Regions from separate parts of the Homo sapiens genome. Here region 2 is linked to region 1. Evidence: chromatin loops called from intact Hi-C (ENCODE). Cell type or tissue: Caco-2. All regions are shown on one strand.

Region 1 (2,500 bases):
TGAAAAGGAGAAACTAAGAGCAGCATCTTTCTTAGAGGGTTGGTGTGAGGATTAATATGAGCTATTTTTTGTAAAGCACTAAGCCCAGAGTTCAAACAAAGCAAGGAAATCATCAAATAGATAACCAGAGAGTATATGTTCCAGGAAAGCTACTGACTGTAACACTGGCTACAAAAAAGCCAGGAAAACACTTGAAAACCACAGTAAAGACAGTTAGAACACATCCATTCAATGGGATACTAAGTGGTAGATAAAAAGGTGAGGGAGATCAATACTTCCTGACAGAGAGCAATGTCCATAAACTCAGGGCACACTCACTTTCATGCTTTCATTCAATAACTATTTCCTGAAAAGCTAGTATATATCAAGCACTGTCCTAGATGCTAGGGATAGAGCAGTGAAGAAAAAACCCAAAACCCCCAGTATATTCTAGTGGGGGAAACAGACACTAAGTAAATCATTCAGCAAAAGACAAGGCTTGCCAGCTCATGGTAAGTGATAAAGAAAAAAGTAAAGCAGAGAAAAGTAGGCAGGGTGGGAGACAGGTCATAATTTTCTCTTTTTTTTACACTTATTTTTAATTTTTGCAGGTACACAGCAGGTGCATATATTTATGGGGTATATGGGATATTTTGATACAGGTATACAATGTGTAATAATCACATCAGGGTAAATGGAATATCTGTCACCTCAAGCACTTATCCTTTGTGTTACAAACAATCCAGTTATACTCCTTTTGTTATTTTTAAATGTACAATTAAATTATTATTGACTACAATCACCCTGTTGTGCTATCAAATACTAGATCTTATCCAATCTTCTTCCTATCTTTGAATCCATTAATCATCCCTCCTTCCCCAACAACCCCCCCCCACAACTAGACGAAGTCATAATTTTAAAGGGGGGGGGCGTATATGAGAAGTCCTCACTGAGAAAATGACACTTGAACATGTTTTAAAATCTTTATAACACATGTGAACACACATATAGAAGTATAGAAGGATATTCACTAAACTGTTAATATCACTGCCTCTTAATGGCATTATTGTATGGCACTTTTACTTTCTATTTCTGTACACTTCAATATTTTCTGGTTTCTTTTGAAATAGGTATGGAAAACATTTATGAGCAGCACAGCACCTAGAGGAAAAAACTGAAAATGAACTTACACAGACAAGGATGGCTCAGAGCTGGGTATTTAAAGACAGCGGTTCCCAGGTTCGGGTCTGGTGCCTGGTGCTGCAGCACCACCTGGTGGCCAATCACCTAACTACTCAATTTCATACAACCATGCCGAGAAAGCAAGAGACAAGATGCACTTTTGTACACAACAGCATAAGAATATACCTGTTCGACGGATCACGAGGTCAGGAGATCGAGACCGTCCTGGCTAACACGACAAAACCCCACCTCTACTACAAATACAAAAAAATTAGCTGGGCATGGTGGCGGGCGGCTTGTAGTCCCGGCTACTCAGGAGGCTGAGGCAGGAGAATGGCGTGAACCCGGGAGGCAGAGCTTGCAGTGAGCCAAGATCGCGCCACTGCACTCCAGCCTAGGCAACAGAGCGAGACTCCATCTCAAAAAAAAAAAAAAAATTATATATATACATACACCTGCCCAATGGACAGGGACTGAAGAAAAGTACACAAACATAAACACTATTCAGTATGTTGGGGTGGCAGGTGGCAGGATCGTAGCAGAATTTACGTGGCTTGGACTTTCAATCATAGGTTTATAATGATGCTTCATTTCTTTATTTCTAACTGTGCAATGGAACAGTCCAACACGACATCTGAATGTACTCACTCACTCAACAGAAGTGGAGTGAGAGGCGGGCTGGGCAGCACAGATTCATAACCCAGGCTATTTGCACATGGTAAAGAAGTGTGACAGGACCTCAGGGCACAGGTTGCTTGGAAAAGGAGGGGTCAGCCTCAATGGGAGTGCCTGGGAGATAAGATCCCAGAACACTGGCTTGGATGAGTAGCCACACCCCTGCACTCAAATTATTAATCATTAATAGCTTGTACACAGACGACTGAACTAGTACCTCCTCGCTGAAGCCCAGAGGCGAATGAAACGTATCCCTTAGGTGAGCAGGAAGTGACTTTGATCGCAGAGGACTCTACCTAGAATACTGTTTCCTTCCCCTCCACCCAACAGGCCTCCAGCCTGGGTCCATGGCCTTCCTCTGCAGGCTCTCTGCTTAGCCCTCCGCAACGCTTGTCACTCTGACATGCCAATGCGGCTGCTCCCTGCTCAACCATAAGAGCTCTGTAAAGCGAGGGTCATGTCTATCCCATTCACCCTCTATGTCTGTCTCACTCACTCTCAGAGAGGGACAGGACTTGGAAGTCCAACTGTCCTGGGTTTGAATCCTGCTCTGCCATCTACCACCTATGTGGCAAGTGCCTCTTGGCTTCTATTTCCCCTTCTGTAAAGTGGGCATACAGGATTGTACCCATCTCATGTGGCTGTGGTAAGGATTAACTAATAG
Region 2 (2,500 bases), 56 kb after region 1:
CTGTGGTGCCGGGTCCTGTGCTGAGGATACTTGAGGGAGAGAAAAGAGTTTGTAATCCCTGCTGTCAGGGCGCCTCCAGGTTAGAGGCAGAAATACTAACTGAATCATCTCGCTAATGAATATCCTATTACAAACTGAAATAGGTGCTCCAAAGAGCAGGAACACAGTTCAACAAATGCTATGTTAGAGGGGCCTGACCTGGAGGGCTGCTGGTGGGAAGAGGGGTCCCTGGGCTGGAACCTGGAGGAGGAGGGGGAGTTAACTGGCTGAGTGGAGACAGAAGAGCCTGGGCAACCCCACCCTTTGTGGACGACTGAGCAAGAGATATTCTCTGCAGGCGCGAGGGGCAGGGATTCACGATTTGTTCTGGGGGTGCCTGGGTGCAGACCGAGGCCGACAATTCAGTCGCCACACAAGAGGTCAGAAATATACTCGCTTCTTTCTCTTCTTTTCAGCACGATGGTGGCACAAGAGCTTCTTAGGAAACCCTCACCTTTCAAAAACAGTGATTACAGAAACTATGACACTGCAGATGTTTGTCAGAGCCACTGACACTCACCGAAGCTCAGGGGGCCCACGCAGAGGGAGACCACAGCACATTTGCTCTAGCAGCATTTTTATTTACAAACAGCAATGTCCATTGACTTTATTTATACCATAAAAAAGCCATTTACAAGCAAGAAACAAGAATTCAGAACAAAATTAAGCAGCACTGAAATATTCATGTCACAAATCTAAAACAAAGTGAATACAAGAGTAAAATATCATTTGAATAAATAGTCTTAAATTCATGCTATAAAATAATCCTTAATGGCAAGTTACTAGTTGATACAGCATCCGCTTAGCTAGCTTCATTTACTTCATATGGTGATGAAGTGTGGAGTTGTGAGGTTACCAGTTTATATTGCAAGATAATGACACTGTGTTAAGTCATTCAAATTGCTCAACCATTTATAACGGAAAAAAATGTTAGCCCTACTAATAAAAGTGGTGAGAGAGATGGTTTTCACATTAGGAAAATGGTCATTCTCAAACAAACCAGGTAAGTTTACCTCTTACAATAGTCAGGGCAGCAACCAAAGGCTTGGGCAGCAAGTCCAAAGGTTGAATTCACAGCATACTTGTCACTGAGGGGCAGCAAGAGGTCTGTGGACTGAATCTGCTACAAGGAGAGCCAGGCAAGGCTGACTCCAGGACTTGATCAAGAACTACAATAGCCCCGTCTGTGCCAGACTCAGGAAGGAAACCAGAGAAAGCAGGTTCTCTTCCGGGCCGAGAAGTCAAGCACTGGGCAGAAACAGTGGGAACACTCTGGCACTTACTGAAAAAGACGCATGTGACATGTGACAACCATTACAAATTTGGAACAATGTGAATGACTTTTCTGAACTTTTAGTTCAGTTGCACTGAGTAATATGAAATCTATGATTTATGAACTAGATAGTTTCATATAAAGAATTTACATAATTCCCCAATACTTTCATATATAAAATTTAATAAATAACCCTGACCAGTCTAGAAGCACCATTCAAGGGGCATGTGCCCTTGGAAAATAGTTTAGGTGTTGCATATTTGAGTCCCTTTCAGTGGAGGCTTCACAGGAAACCATTACAGAATTTAACAATAACGAGGACAACAACAACAAAAATCACAGTAACTAAGAGAAAAAGTTGATAAAATAAAATACATTGATCTCTTTAAAGTAAAGCTCATTCACATAGATGATTTTCCCCCCAGCCCTTGTTTCGTGTTCCTGCAAATTTTTCCTAGGGTCTAGGCTGTAAGAACAAAAATAAAAACAAAACCACACACAAAATACGCAGGTCTATATGGTCTGGGCTAAGGGAAAAACAAAGAGTTGGTTATATTTGCTATCATTAGAAAAGACATTTACTCATGCTCTGGAAGATTTAAAAATTATCATTTTCGTTCTACAGTATATTCTGCTCAACAGTGAACCGACAGTATCCTTTCTGCTGTTTAAAAAAAAAAACTAAACTAAAACAACAACAACAACAACAAAAAACACAACTGCCAAGGCAGGGCCAATTGGTTGGGAGGCTTTTTCCACTGACCAAAAAATTAACTTGTCTCCATATACTGTATTTACAAATATAATTTCTAAATGTATTTACAGCTTTAGTAGAAATTAGAGGGTAGAGAACTGATTAGAATGAAAATAACTGTTTAAAACCACAAACATTAGTAAAAGTATAAAATTCTTTGTCTTCACAGTTTGTAATAACAGGCTAAATATCTCTAGAAAAGGACGCTGTCACTGTCTTCACATTGTCTAATATTGAAAAGGTAGCTCAAGAAGAGACTCAATTATGAACAAGCCTATATGAATTCAGGATATATTTTACTGTAAAAGATTTCTTCACATATCACTTTATCTTAATTGATTTCTGCATCTGTTATAAATGAAACACCTAACCTAAAACTGTACAGAAATAGGGACTTTGCTTTCCAAAAAGAGTTGCTCTAAGGAGTTACACAG

The links. Peaks named below come from ENCODE experiments on the same cell type or tissue, not always from the same donor. Only the 100,000 strongest peaks of a DNase experiment are listed, where the experiment ranks them.
Region 2: a loop joins it to region 1, with 4 times the contacts of the local background. A loop is called at or near these places in 1 of 110 quality-filtered maps.

What each region holds. Positions count from the first base shown.
Region 1 is chr9:126,939,540-126,942,039 of GRCh38, reverse strand. The region is part of intron 1 of RALGPS1 (Ral GEF with PH domain and SH3 binding motif 1); the gene reads right to left. Among named protein-coding and RNA genes, the nearest start is that of RALGPS1, 26 kb to the right of the region's middle. In Caco-2, a CTCF peak has its summit at 1,242 (motif pointing left); DNase peaks (open chromatin) are centred at 1,259 and 1,969; H3K4me3 peaks cover 529 bases.
Region 2 is chr9:126,883,978-126,886,477 of GRCh38, reverse strand. ZBTB34 (zinc finger and BTB domain containing 34) reads right to left here. Exons shown (of 2, transcript NM_001099270.4): 2 at 600-2,500. Among named protein-coding and RNA genes, the nearest start is that of ZBTB34, 25 kb to the right of the region's middle. RefSeq lists enhancers at 1-90, 2,328-2,500. In Caco-2, no CTCF peak of the experiment used is centred here; a DNase peak (open chromatin) is centred at 1,137.